Linked DNA regions of Homo sapiens: region 1 is linked to region 2. Evidence: chromatin loops called from intact Hi-C (ENCODE). Cell type or tissue: PC-9. All regions are shown on one strand.

What was found. Peaks named below come from ENCODE experiments on the same cell type or tissue, not always from the same donor. Only the 100,000 strongest peaks of a DNase experiment are listed, where the experiment ranks them.
Region 1: a loop joins it to region 2, with 7 times the contacts of the local background. A loop is called at or near these places in 9 of 110 quality-filtered maps.

Annotation. Positions count from the first base shown.
Region 1 is chr7:19,438,414-19,446,413 of GRCh38, forward strand. No RefSeq gene overlaps it. Among named protein-coding and RNA genes, the nearest start is that of MIR3146, 260 kb to the right of the region's middle. In PC-9, CTCF peaks have their summits at 3,952 (motif pointing left) and 4,151; no DNase peak of the experiment used is centred here.
Region 2 is chr7:18,347,652-18,355,651 of GRCh38, forward strand. It overlaps a transcript of HDAC9 not described here. Among named protein-coding and RNA genes, the nearest start is that of HDAC9, 140 kb to the right of the region's middle. In PC-9, CTCF peaks have their summits at 4,837 (motif pointing right) and 5,039; a DNase peak (open chromatin) is centred at 4,900; H3K4me3 peaks cover 332 bases.

The sequences.
Region 1 (8,000 bases), 1.1 Mb after region 2:
AGAGCAAACAGCAAACATTTTCTGTGAAAGACCAGATAGTAAATATTTTGACTTTGCATTCCATGTGCTTTCTCTTGGAAATACCTAACTCTGCCCTTGTAGAGAAAAAGCAGCCATAGACAATACATATATGAGTGGAAATGATTGTTCCCATAAAACTTGACTTGTAAATATATGTGGCAGGCCAGATTTGGCCCATAGGCTCTAGTTTGTCCAACTGTTTTTAGAAGATGGTCTATACAAGGCCCACAAAGTGGGCATGTGGACTCACATATAGATGAATATATTACAATATTACAATATTCCCATAGTGTATATTTAATATTTTAAAAATTTCATATACTAGGTTTTCAAGAGCCAGAACTGTCTTGTTTCTTTTTTCTTTTTTTTTTTTTTTTTTTTGAGACAGAGTCTCGCTCTGTCGCCCAGGCTGGAGTGCAGTCGTGCAATCTCCGCTCACTGCAAGCTCCGCCTCCCGGGTTCACGCCATTCTCCTGCCTTAGCCTCCCCAGCAGCTGGGACTACAGGCATACACGACCACGCCTGGCTAATTTTTTTTTTTTTTTTTTGTATTTTTAATAGAGACGGGGTTTCACTGTGTTAGCCAGGATGGTCTCGATCTCCTGACCTTGTGATCCGCCCACCTCGGCCTCCCAAAGTGCTGGGATTACAGGCATGAGCCACTGTGCCCGGCCTGTCTTGTTTCATTTTGAACTTCAGTACCTAACAATGTTCTGGCACTTGCTAGTTGCTCCATATAAGTTGGTCATTATTCAAATAGGCATTAACATGCTATTTAAAATAGAGTCAGCATTCCTAGGTGTGGTGGACCCAGTTCCTCCCTTAAGAACAAGAACAATGGGCTTCCTACCTTTAACGCTAAGAGTGCTGCTGGTAGACAGCCCTCAGCTGAAAACCCTTAGAAATTACTTAGGGTCAAGAGAGCAACCTCTTCTAAGGCCGTGTCTCCTTCCCAGGACACCCTGTTTCCAGTGACAGATCAACATGAGGGATAAGGCTGATGTCTTTATTCTAACTCAGGACAAGTCTGAAGGTCATTTTAGCTTCAGAGTTCCTAGCTGAGGTCTTCATTGAGACTGAATTACAGCTAACCCGTCTCTTCTCAAATCTTCTTCCCTAAATTTTGATTTCAAAGGACTCCTGATATAGTTTGGCTTTGTGTCCCACCCAAATCTCATCTTAAATTGTAAATCTCTAGTTGTCAAAGGAGGGAACTGGTGGGAGGTGATTAGATCACGGAGGCAGTTTTACCCCTGCTGTTCTCGTGATAGTGAGGGAGTTCTTACAAGATCTGATGGTTTAAAATGGCAGTTTCCTCTGTGCTCTCTCTCCTGCTACCATGTGAAGGTCCCTGCTTCCTCTTTGCCTTTTGCCATGATTTCCTGAGGCCTCCCCAGCAATGCTGAACTGTGAGTCAATTAAACTTCTTTTGTTTATAAATTACTCAGTTTCAGGTAGTATCTTTACAGCAGTGTGAAAATGGACTAATACAACCCACTAATAATCCTCCTGCATTCTAGTATCTGTCACAGAGTCTACTTTCCAGTGAATGCAACCTGCAACAGCAACCTACAACAAGAAGAATATTTGCTACGGTTTGAGTGTGGCCGCTGTGAAATTCAGGTGTTGCCAATGTGATAGTATTAAGAGGTAGGGCCCTTAAGAGGCGATTAGGTCATGAGGGCTCCTCCCCAAATTAAGGCCCTTATTAAAGTGGCATCATGCAGGGTTCAGCTAGCTTTCCCTTCTGCGGATGTGGTGTTCTTCCTTCTAGAGAATGCGGCAGTAAGGCACCATCTTTAAAGCAGAGAACAGCCCTCACAAGACAACGGAATCGAATCTACCAGGGCCCTGATCTCGGACTCCTGAACTGTGAGAATATAAATTCTTGTTTTTTTGTAAATTACCCAGTCTTGGGTGTTGTTTTATAGCAGCACAGAATGGACTAAGGTGGTATTTTTACTCATTATGAAGATAGTAATTTAAATGATATCCATTCGAGGTTTTTCTACCTTGAGCTAATCTCATACAGGCTAGCCTTATGAAGTATGATTTTGAAAGCTATCCTCTTATCAGAGCCCATGTGGGTTCCTTTTGACTTCCCAAAACACTCCCCTATTGCAGTTGGTTAAAATTGGTAACCATACTAATTGCTCACTATTTACATCACTATGTTTTTACAGTTCTCACAATTCCTAGAATAAGCACCTCCTAATTACTAATGTTGAGGGCCACTAAGACCTTGCCCCACCAATCTTGAAAGTTTTTAATCTTCACCAGAAGAGACAATAAATAAATCTTCAGTGAGTTTCTATTTTGGAAAGGGACTTTGTGGAATATTAGGGAACAAAAGAAGTAAATATAAGACCAAGTTTCTTTTTCACAGGAAAATTCAGTTCCTGTTAAAAGTTCCTAGTCATGTTAAGGAAGTTGCTATTAAAATTCAGTTCTAGAGATTAGACAAATTAAAGGGAAGCTAATGCTTCTAATAAATATAAAGTGCCTAAAGGGTAGTGAAGAAACTTCACAGTGTGGAACAAGATGATCATGGAAGGGAAAAATGAGGGTACTTTTAAAGGAAATGCCTTTTTTTCCCCCAAACTGCTTTTCCTCAGGTGATTTCAAAGTCATGTATATAAAATCACTTTGGGGGTAATTGAAGGCAGGAGTGAGAATAAAAAGAGAACTGAGAGAAGAAACGCTAACTTTTATTTAGCGCCTTCTGTTGCTAGGGGTCTTTTTAAGCACTTTACATCTGTTAATCATTTCATTATTAACTCTGCGAGGTGGGTTTGGTGTTTCCCACTTTACAAATTAGGGAACAGGTGTGTATAGGGAGGTCAAATACTATAGTTAGTGATACACAGCTATTCATAGTGGATTGAGACTAATTCATTCTGACTGTTTTTTTCTCTTTAAATTACATAAAAATCATATAAAACATGCTGAAAAAGACAGAAACATGTGTACATGGTAATTTCAATTGCAGCCCAGTGAAGATGCTTGTTCTGTTTTTTTTTTTAATTAGCATCAGAGGAAGAAAACCTGATAAACGGATTTCTAAATCGATAGTCAGAACTTGTTCTAGTTATATAGTATCATATGCATTTGGATTGGGTGAACTGTGAAGATTCTAAATTTTGTTCAAACAAGGTTTGTGTCCAACCATTTTACATTTAAGAACCAAAATAGCCGCCAAGCTGTGATGTTTCTAGAAAAATAGTGAAATACATTTTTTTAGTGATTAGAAATTGATAAACTGCAAGTGTTTAGCATTTTTTCAAAGATTCTTTAAATCCTGGTGTTGCATTTAAACGAAAACTATAATTACAACTTGTAAATATGGATAGAATATGGATTGGGAAACAGTTTCTTTTGAAAGAAACTGAAATGTTCTTTCTGAAAGTGTATTTCAAAAAGCTTGGTAATGAACAAGGGCTAAATGTATATTACCAAATGTTGAAAGTTTCCGCTTAAACACTAGATACAATCAAAGCTGATTCCAAGGAAAGTGCTACACCATAGGCAAGTTACAAACGACTTATCAGAAACTTGTTACATACCTTACACATCTTATATACATAAGGCAGTTGAAGCATAGGGAAGTTGGTGATGAGGATTTCTTTAGAGAGAACTAAAGGTGTAAGGTAGGAGGTAAGATCCTCTTCCTGTCAAGACGAGAGAGGGTTTTAGTGGGATTTCTGAGCATTCTGGGCCTCCTGTAGTTAGTTACATTGCTATCTGACTCCTGCTGGGAAAATATCTAAGGCAGAGAAGGCCAGCCAGCGACTTGGTGGTGGTGTGGGGAGTGTGCTTACTGTGTTGTGAATGGGCTGCACTTTTAGATTTTGTACAGGCATAGAATAAATGAGTGCTTCCTGAGGACCAGAGATAGTGCATTATAGGCCATCTTAGAACTTGTCCAATAGGGCCACCTAGAGGGGATCCTGAAGATGGAGAGGGAGTTCTGTGGGGCTGAGGATCACTGTAGAGTAAAATGGTCAGGAAGCCTGCAGGTGAGATCATTAGTCATTGGGGTCTTCACAGAACCCGTGAAAGTGGCCCTTGAAGGAAGAGGTCAACTTTAAATATCCTTTATGCCACTCCCAATCTCTGTCCAGAAGGTGTCCAAAATAGCAGCTAGGAGTGAGGGAAGTGTGTACAGAAAGACATGAGAAAGCCAGTTGCACTGCCTCCCGCCAACCCTTCTCCTACAGCATGCAATAGCTACCAGAAGTTCCTGTCTGGGAGATGGCAAAGAATTCTCAGCTTTCCATGAAGATTGATTGTAGATTAATATACTATTCTCATATTCACACTCCTGAATTTATACTGTGTACATGTAAAAAAAAAAATGACCATAGGACGTACCTAGGTTTTCATCCAAGGTGACCATCATGAAATAAAGTTTCAATTATTAATGGGAAACAGAAATAAAGATTTGAAAATTACATCTCATGAGTCCTTCTTGGTCAATGTATCAGTTACATATATTTGGGTGATCAAGATAATTTCAGTGAACTCAAAGATTTTTGCTAAGAAAGTTGATAAGGTTGGAAATTAGTTTAGTAGAAAGACAACGAATGTCAGGCTAGAGCATTTGGACTTTATTATAGAAAGTGAGGGTCATCGATTGTATTTGAGTTGACATATATCAGATAATGACTACTATGACAACAGTTTTAGTACTATTTTTTAGTAGTGATATGCATGGATTTTTATATAGCAGCTTGGTAATAAGGCAATAAAAAGCCTTGAAAATGTTAAATGATAAATAGGTTGTTTTGGTTTTAAAATAATCTTTTGAGCTTTAAGCATATTTGGCATTAAAATAAATGACAATAATAACACAAAAGGGAGCACACATTGAAATTTGGTTAATTCCTTATCTGTTCTAGAAATACTTAAAATATAAAAGAGATTGCGATAATTCCAAGATATGTGTTGACATCTCTAGAACAACTACTAAATAAAAATAAAATAATGTAACATTAAACGCCTAATAAAGGGGAAAATTGGAAAAGTGTTGATTATTTTAAAAGAAATCAGGAAAGGAGATGAAAAGAAAAAATTAGTAAAAGGGCAAATAGAAAGTAAATATTGAAATGTAGGTTTAAATTTATATATATCAGAAATTACATTAAATATAAATGGACTGAACACATCAGTTAGATATTTTCAGATAGGAATAAAAAACATGTTGCTTTCAGGAGACATACTTAAATATACAGACATAATATATAAAAACCATAAATAACAGAAAGATGATATAGCTTTTCTAATATCAGGTTAAATAGAGTTTAAGAGAATACCAGGATTAAGAACATCACTACATTAAAATAAATGAGACAAGCAAGAGGAAAACATAACAATTCTATATTAATATGAACTTAACATCCTTAAACAATCGAAAGAGACAGATTCATAATTATAGTTGGAAATGTAACACTAATATTAGAAGCCAACAGAATGAGCTTTTTGGAAATCAGTAAGGCTATCTATAGAAAATTTGAACACAATTAACAAATTCTAATTGACATATATAGAACGTTTGATTAAATAATTGCCAAAATATACATTTTTTAAAAAGTGCACATGGAGAACTTAACAAAATATAGAGCCATCTGATATGTTTTTGCTTTGTGTTCCCACCCAAATCTCATGTTGAATTGTAATTCCCAATGTTGGGGGAGTGACCTGGTGGGCGGTGATTAGGTCATGGGGGTGGGTTTTAACCATGCTGTTTTTGTGAAAGTGGGTTCTCACGAGATCTGATGGTCTAAAAGTGTGTGGCACTTGCCCCCTTGCTGGCATTCTCTCTCTCTCCTGCCACCTTGTGAAGGTGTTTGCTTCCTCTTCACCTCCCACCATAATTGTAAGTTTCCTGAGGCTTCCTTGTCAGCTTCCTGTTAAGCCTTCCTGGAACTGAGTCAATTAAACCTCTTTTCTTTATAAATTACCCAGTCTTAGGCGGTTCTTTATAGCAGTTTGAGAGCAGAGTAATACACCGTCTAAGTAAAGCTCAAAGGGCTGAATTCAAATGCAATGTATTTTCTGATTTGAGTGGAATGAAATTAGAATATCATTACAAAAATTTTAAAATTCAATGTTTGAAAATTAGTGTTATATATTTAATAACACACATGCCAAATAAGATATCATATTGGAAATTAGAAAGTAATTTGAACTGATTGATAATGAAAATACATCATACTTGTGGGACAGAACCAAATCTGATTAGAACAGTGGTTCTCATCTGGGTGACTTTTGCCTGCAAGGGAACATGCGGTAATGTCTGTAGATGGTTTTGGTTGTCACAATGGAGGGAGGGGGTACAACTGCCATCTAGTGAATAGAAGCCAAGGATGCCGCTAAACGTACTGCAGTATACATAATTCCTTACCACAAAGACTTGCCTGTCCCCAAATGTCAATAGTGACTAGGTTAAGAAATCCTGACTTGAGAAAATTTTAATGCTTTAAATGTCAATATTCAAAAAGACTGAATATCAGTAACCTAACTATCCATTTGAAAAAGCTAACATTAGAATAACATATTAAGCACAAAATCAAAGAACAAAAGTGAAAAAAAAGCAAAGATTAATGAAATAGAAATAAATACTGTAAAAAGAATCAACAGTCAAAAAATTATTTTTATCTGAGAATAGTAATAAAAGAGTCAGACCTCTAGTAATAGTGATAAAAAGGCACAAATGGCTAATATCAGGAATAATAAATGGAACATCAGTTTGGTTCCTTCAGCTATTAAAAAGGTAGTAAAAAGCTGTTATAACCTTTACATTAATAAACTTAAATATAATTAACAATGTGCTTGAAAAACACAACTTACTAATATGGCCATGAGAAGCAAAACATCTGAATAGAGGGATGTGTGTTTAATTTTCCAATCTAGAGAGTAGAATATTGAAGATTTTTTCAATGTGTTTTGTGAGAGTAGCATTATATTGATACCACAGCCTATTATGGAGAGTACAAAAAATAAAAATTGGAGGGCTGGCAAAATATTAATAAATAGAACCCAAGAATATATTGAAAGGAACTCAAAACCAATAGAAGTTTAAGAATATATGGTTAATTTAACATACTAAACAAATTATTTAATGTAATGAGCCACGTTAACAACAAAAGGAGAAAAACCATATAACCTCACCCAAGCAGGTAAGCAGTATTTGATAAAATTCAACACCCATCCATGGTTAAAAACACAGTTCTTAGCAAAGTAGAATTATGATTTGACCTCCTTAGTGAGATAAAGAATATCTATAGAAACATGCAGGAAATTTAATACTTCATGATAAAATATTAAAAGCTCCCATTGTGATGTTGGGAACAAGGTAAGGATATTTATTAAAATTATATCTATTCAACATTATACTGGAGTTCTTTGCCAGTGTAATATGGCAAAAAAAAAGAGTGATTTAAAAAGGAAGAAAAACATTTTCGTTATTTGCAAATGATATGATGGTATGTAAAAAATTGAAAATTTAAAAAAATTATATAAAACATTAGAATTATTGAATTTTGCATGGTTACTTCATGTAGCACAAATATGCAAAGCAATTATAATTGTTTTTCTGACAACCTACTTAAAAATTTTATAATTGATACAATTTATAATAGAATCAAAAATATCAAATTCCTAGGAATACATCAAAGAAAAGTTATACCAAACCTCCATACATAAAATGATATTATTGAAGGAATTTTTAAGAGACTTAGGCAAGGGAGATATATCCCATGTTCATTGTTTAAAAGACTCAATATGTTAAATATTTCAGTTCTCACCAAAATGATCTATAGAGTTAATGCATACTCAGTGTCAGTAGGACATTTCATAGAAATTGACAAGTTGATTTAAAATTATTTTAAAGAATTCTTAACTTTTATGTATTTAGGGAGTAGAAGTGCAGATTTCTTGCATGTATGTACTGCGTCATGGAGAAATCTGAGCTTTTAGTG
Region 2 (8,000 bases):
CTGGAATGCAATCTCGGCTCACTGTAACCTCTGCCTCCCAGATTTAAGTGATTCTCCTGCTTCAGGCTCCCGAGTAGCTGGACTACAAGGTGTATGCCACCACGCCCGGCTAATTTTTTGTATTTTTAGTAGAGATGGGGTTCTCAAACTCCTGACCTCAGATGATCCACCCACCTCGGCCTCCCCAAGTGCTGGGATAACAGGCACGAGCCACTGCACCTGGCCGGCAGTATGTTTTTAATCTGTATCTCAGTGCCCTCTGTTTTTACAAAGTAGATGATAAGTATTGAGTTTTGAAATAGATAAAGGGTTGACAGTCATAGATTCTTGCTTTTAATTTTAAGAGAGAAGTAGGTAGCAAATTTTGGAGTTGAAAGACGGATCATGCAGTAACTAGCAACTGTTTCTCAAAATTCCCTCATCATTAGGATCTCTTGAATTGCTGGTTTAAAATATCAGTTTCTAGGCTGCTCCACAAAATATTTTGGGTCCTGCAGTTGGACATGAAAAGCACAAGCACCCCAGGTAATTCTTATGATCAGGAGAATTTGGGAAACATTTATCTGATTTAATTAATTATAGAGGCAATGTCAGCGATTAAGAGGTAAGATATGGAGTATAGATTCGTATGTTCATTTAGGAAATGCTTAGCTATCAACACTTATTGAGCATTTATACTATGGACCAGATTTGAGCACACTTACTACATGTGTGATTTTTGAACTTGTCTTTTACCCTTTCTGAATCTCAGTTTCTCATTTAAAAAATGAGGATAATACCTTACTCATGGATTTTTGGGAAGGTTCAATTAGATATGCCCCAAGAAATGCTTAATTTTTCTGAAAAATACCACTGTTTTTAGGCATCTATTATACTGTAGGGGTCATAATTTAATTATTTCTATTAGGTATTTTTACTATACACCAAGATTTCATTATGCAATCACACATCTGTTGTTCTGAGCTGTGGTTCTTACTGGCATCTTTTGGAGATGTATTTAGAGGTAAAGAATCCTTTAACAACTTTTAGGATCCAAAATCTCCTAACACAAACTTTCTCCTTCTGCCTTCTCTTTAGCCCTTTTAAAATTGGTGTATTTCCTACTTAAACTCACATATTTCAACTTCTTGCAACACTATTAAAATTACAGCTACTATTTGTTAAGCACTTACTGTAATCCAGGCACAGTCCTGGATGCTGCTTGTATTATTTAATCTTCACAGTAGTAGTGCAGTTTAGGTATTATGACTATTTAAATGGAGTCTGAGAACACAGAACTCAGTAATTGAGACAGCATCTTATAGGTATGATGCTGTGAAGAACAGAAATTATTTTAATACCTGTATATCTGTCTTCAAGCCCAAGTTCTGTCCACTATAAGCTATTCCCATAACTTTAATACAGTCATTTTCCCAATATGAGAACATGAATTTCTCCCATTGGCTTCCTAATGGTTTTCTGTCACTCAGAGTAAAATTCAGCTTCTTTACTTACTAAGGCCTACAAAGCACTGCACCGTATGTCTTTCATGTTCTAAGGCTTTTGCATTTGTTGGTCCCTGTGCTTGAAACTGTCTTGCCTTAGGTAAGCTGTGCACCTCTCCCTGACCTCATTAGAGATGTCTTTCCAGATGACCTCCCATACTTGAGAACATCTACACACACACACACACACACACACACACACACACACACACACACACACACACACAGATATTGCCCTTCCTCCTTGCTGGCTTATTTTTTCTCTATAGCAGTGATCAACAGCTAACATCTTAACATCTAATATAGTTTTCTTTATTTTTTCTTTCTCCCAGTATAATGTTAGTGCCTGAGAATGGTAGCTTAATGTTATCTGCTTTATCCCCACTGCCTAGCACATAGCAGGGATGCAATAAATATTTGATTCTCAAACATTGAATTGGGGGACATATCTGATATTCTTTATGTTAGTAATTTTATAATTTTCACAGCATTAGAACTTCATATGTGATATCTTGGTGGTTACCCTAATATTGTCTTTGTTAAGTATACTTTTCTAAACAAAGTTCCTGACAAAAAAAAAAATGTGGTGTTGTGTTTTACTTTTCACGCCAACAGGAATAGCACTATGCAGAAAAAATATGTCTTTCTATGTAGAATATTTAGAATAAAAGGTTTTTGGAAAGATCCCTTACTCAAATAATGAAGTGGCTATTCAATATTAATACTTAGTATATTTCAGTTGTTCTTTGCTTTGGAAATTAGGGCTTTGGAACATATGTGAGAATTAGGTATTACTTCAGTATTAGGAGGTCTTCTACTTGCTGACAGAATACTTCGTTTGTGCCAGTTCTGGCCATCATTCATTATTATTAATAGTAGTATATAAGCATGGTAATGCTAATTCAATAGGTTTTCCAGGTTTTTTCTCCCTCTTGTTATTATCTTTTATTTTGAAGTTTGCCTTTATTTCAAGTTGTATTTGTGGGTATTCAGAATTATTGTACCTGTGTATAACTCAGTGGTTCAAAAGTCATTAGTCTTTAATAAATTAGAATTTATTTTAAAAATTCAAGATCTGAAAACATCATTTCATTGACTCTCAAGTAATGTTAATGCCAAGTTTTGAAAAGCAATTTTTCTTTTTGGAGGCAGTAATTTTGAGTAATTGGATTCCATGAAAAAAATGGATTCAGGAGCTAATTGTGTACCAGGTTTACTGGCATTTGTGCAAAACAACATTTAGCAACTGTCAGTGACAATACTCATCTAATTTCTCTTTATCACCAGCTGGTCAATCACGTATCTTCATCAATACAAGTATTTTAATTTCCTCTTTCAGGTATCCTCTTTGTGTGTTTTCTTCCTTCTCACTCTCCCTTCTCTCCTTATTTTAAGCTACTTTAGAAAATAGTAATACTTTACTGATGTGTAAGATGCAAATCACTTTGGAAGTGAGAAGGTGGATATTTATACATTTGTTCTATGACGGGGTTTCTAAGTCTGTCCCACTGGGAATGGTTAGTACATTCCATAGCTGTAAGGGAAAAATCCACTTTTCCCAGAAATAAAGGTCAAGAGACATGGAACAACTCTTTTATTATTTGCTTTCAAAACAGAGGGAATATGATTTATGTCGAATATAAGCTTATGTCATAGCTGTGCAGGTGCTGCCGTGAAGCTGTGACCCCTGTCTAATCCCCATAACGACACTGGGCATTGACCACATTTGCTTTGTAGTTACTGAGCTGCTTTCCCAGGGGCCTTCTAGTTTCTGAACCCAGCCGCTGGGTAGCTGGTCGACCCGTGCTTGGTGCAAGAACATTGTTTTGTAAGTGCAACCTGAAATACATTTTATAACCCCTGCCTAAGTTAAATGACTGTAGGTCTGTGACGGAGCCTCTGTGATTGAATCAAAGTCTCCTCTTAACTCCTTTTTTTCCTTCATGAATTTAGTAGTCGGCTGTAAATAGTTTTTTCTGCTTTATTTTTTATTGCGTTAAACATAATCACAATGATTTATTTCAAAAACACTAAACAGTTGCTTGATATTTACAAGATAAAATGTAATACTGACTTTAATACATCATTGCCTGATTTACTTATATAATTTTTATTTATCGTTGTAAGATAGTTAACATTTTTCCATGTTGCTTCAATATTTTTCCCCTTAAAGATTAATGACTTGGTAAAATTTGCAGTAATCACACAAAAAATTTGTTTTCCAATTTCATTCTGTCTTCCAACATTTTGATCTCCCAGAGTTTTAATATTTTTTAAGTTTCCTATGTGTTATGAATTGTAAAATAAAACAAAAATCCCCCAAAACAAAAAAAGACAGCTATATTAAAAGTATCAACTTTATTTTAAATCTTATTAATGCTTTTTATAATGGGAGGGAAGATATATATATTTAAATGACCATGTAAAGCAAAGTGAGGAAGTTAGGAACCAGGACGCTGAAGCTAAACTGAAGTTGAATCTCAGCTCTATCATGTCCCAGCTCTGTGATTTTGTTAATCTCTCAAAATCTGCCTCATCTGTAAAAAAAGGTGAATGATAGTAAAACTATCTGTTGCATAGCTGTTGTGATTATTAAATGAGTTAGCATTTGCAAAGCCCTACATAAATATTTGCTGTGTAGATAATGTTTAATTTTGTCAAGAACTTTTAAAAGATGTGTTTTGAGTCATTCATACAGGCACACACACAGGTTATTACAATTTTATCAAGAAATTATTAGCCTTGTCTTAAATCTCAAAAAATTTGAATTGACGGTGAATATGTGGAAAGTGACAATATACAAGGTTATCCACTATTGGAAGGTGTGTGTGGAACAGAACAGAACTAGATCACATAGCTGTGGAGAACAAAAGCTCAAGAAGAAAAAAATTCAAAATGAGTTTATATTTTTCTCACAATAACTGTGGGCACCCTTCAAGCTTCAGTTAAGTGATGACAACATAATTAGACAGTAAAATATTCTGTTTCTGAACTGTTCTTTGTGTGACCTTCAGTTATCTCTGAGGATCCTCAGGTTTCTTAAGGTTTCCTTAGGCTGTCTGTTTAATCTGATTTTTCTGAAAAATGTACATGAATAAATAGGCCCTCCAACCAAAAATATTAATATTTAACATTTAGCCAAAGAGGTAGCAAATATTATTTTCAAACAAAATGAAGTAAGATAGAAGAGCTGAGACAATATAATATTCTGCTTAGAGGGAAACAGTAGGTTGCCACTGATTTTTAGTCCTGTGTTTTGAAAACTATTTGAGATAGAAGGACTAAAATTGCAATGAAGATTACTGCAACACAGTTACTTGGTCCTCCTATCATTAATTGATTAAAGGTAATTGCCAGGGAGTCACCTCTGGAGGGCAGTGCAGTCTTATATTTGTTGCAGGAGCTCCAGGTACCTTTAAATTTTCCAGAAGTTCATTTCAAAGATTCTTGGCCTTGTGAGATGTGAGTCATTCCCCGTTTTAAATACTCAAAGGGAACGTAAAGGTGAAAACAAACTCTTTTTCGTTATGATGGTTAGCATGCTAGATTCAGGGAAAATGACGGGAAATAGGACTTACCATATAGAGTTAGTGAATCTCGGTGTGCAAATAAGGAGCTGGCTGATGTTTGTTTTTTTCCCCCCTTTTCCCCACTTTGGTTCAGATACTTGTGAACCTCCATTTCATGATCCTTGTTTTTGTCTCTGTCTTACTCTAAAATACAAATCTGTATCTTCTAAGAAAATCTTTTAACAGCCTCACCATATAGGGTGTTGCAGAAGGTCAGCTCGGCGGCCAGCAAAATATCTTCCAGTACCTTAACAAATCAGCAAAATATTTTGAGAAATGCTTTACTTTTATGAACAAATACCCTGCTAGTTATTGGATTTGTCATAGCATCTAAGGTTTCTCTCATAACCATACTGACCTTCATGTGCTATTGTATTACAAAACCAACTCTTTATGTAATCAAACCTAAGGAAGAATGCTTAATTAGCTATACATGACCCTGTGTTATGATACAGGCATACAAAAGTTATTTTCTTCAGCACTATCTAGCTATTGTACAAAGAAACTTCTTTATAAAGTAAGACATGGGATATTTGATGTCTCAGGAGTAAAGTAATATTGGGATTTTTTTTTTTCCTCTGCAAGCTGTTTGAGAGCTTTCAGCAGGGGGATACCGTATTTAAAGGTAGCCTAAGATCTCATAACTCCATGTGTCACAAAAACTGTGTAGGTTATGAAAGACTTTTCTCGTGAGCAAAACAACTGTGCTTTTTAGCTCTAAATCATGACATAGTCTTGTTATACCACAAAGAATTAAAGAATGTTAAGTAAATGACTTTCTTCCCTCCCTCTGTGCCTCTGAGGATAGTTATTAATGCCGATTCTTGCTGCTGAGTGATCCTGAAGCTACTGTGGCAACCTTTTTATTCCCTGAGTGCAAATGAATCCTCTATGAGGTAATTGAAGGAAATTGATGACATTATTTGCTGTATCTTGGGTATCAACAGCATATAAATGAAAAACACAGCAGAATGCCTGGCCTGTGTTACCACATTGACCTACACATTTGGATCTGAAAGATCTCGAGCTATTTTCTGCCTAAGCAGACTTTGCACCTTTGTGTTTTATAGTGAAGTAGCAGGTACACAACTTTTTAAAATCATGAACTCCTAGCATTGGATTACCACCACCTGGTGTAAGGGATAGGTTTTATAGAAACACAAAGAGCATGGACTTATTCTTTTCATTTTTGTTCTTCTTTGCCAATTTTAATGTTATCTTCACAATCTGAACAGTGTGACCTGTTTCACCTTCTTTTATTTTGAATGTTAGTGTATGCACATTCTAAGCCAAGGGTGGCTTTACCCTTTAAGTTAAATTAAACCATTTGGGACTTAGCAAATTCTGGGTTGTATGTTTTAAGGTGAAAAAAAAGCACTAAAAAGAAAATTTAAAAGAAATTTTATCATCATATAGGGTGTGGATGAATGATTCAAATAGAAAACCTATTTTAAATCAGCCCTACTGAATGAACTATACTAAAAGGACATTTATTTACCTAGTTAGGGAAAAAAGTCACTTTAAATATGGTCTCTAGTTACTTTTCTTCCCATTTATTACATTTGCCACTTCATTGTGACCTTACTATGACCTTGTAGTTTATGGGCTAAAGGTAACCATTATGCAATAATGAAAATATGCAGGCCAGTCTTTACCACCTTGAAAAAATTGGTTTCTTATATTTTGTTTAAATTAACACACTTTGCTATTTATAAAGCTCTGCTCTACGGTGCTTGAAAGAGGAGAGAAGAATTAATCGCAACTAATGTGCAGATTTAGGCTTTTAGAGACTGTGTTTAGTGGAGGTGAGTCAGCAGGCCTTGTTATATTAATTATAGTGGTTTGATTCTCTACTGGTTTTGATTCACAGAGATATGCGCTGTACGTAAGAATTAAAGCATCAATTGCTTAGGAGAAAAAGGAACTTAAAAATCAAACCATTAATACCTATCTTTGCTTTCTTCTTTTGTCTAATTTGTTTTATTTTAGTTATCCAGGCCCAGATTTCCTCCACTTTCCCTTTGCCTTGATCCCAAAACCTGACCTCTGTGAAAAAGGCAATTCATCAATTGGATGTGGTGAGGGAAATGCCCTTCAGAAGGATCTAAAACAGGCAATACAAAAAGCTTTAGACAGTCAACACATCGGGGCACGTAAGCTCTGATGTGACTTGTTATCTCTGAGACCAGTGTTTGCATTCTTCCTGGTTTGTTCCTTAGGCTTGGAAATGCACTGAAACCACAGCTGGTCTTGAAGAGCCATAGAGGATGTGATACAAGGAATGATAAATTAATAATTACAGATCCTCAATCTGCTTATTGTCAGTCATTTTTTCTACCACCAGTTACAAATCCAGTCTTTATTCTCAAACAGAAGTGATGATAATTATCCTTGGTAAAATAACTTTCACATAATGTTGATTGCAGACAGTCACCAAGGGCTATGCTCCAAGTACACTTCTCACCATTTTTATACATGAAATAAAAACTCTTATTATCTCCACTTGTCCATGAGGAAACCAATGTACAGAGAAATTAAGTACCCTTCTCAGGGTTACACAGAAATTCAAGAGCTGGATTTTTACCACAAAGGATGGTTTAGAGCCTCTGGTCTTAACCTTCCAAGAGTCTGGGTTCTTGGGAATCTTCATTTTCAACATAGGCTCTTTATACTACCAGAACTAGCATGTTCTTCAGATATTCAAAACGGAGACTTTTAATAAGTTCATTATTAAAGAAGTGAATAATTTAGGATTAAAAAAATTCTGTTAAAAATGGGTTGCTCATAATTAATGAAGGCAGATATTTAAACCATGAATCCTTTATAAAACCTTGGGATGTGAAAGCTTATTTTGAAATGGACTGTTGGACTGCATGCTAAAAGTATACCCAGAGTGAATTTTCAGAGACATTAGAGACAAATTTAACATCACCCTCAAATCTGTGGA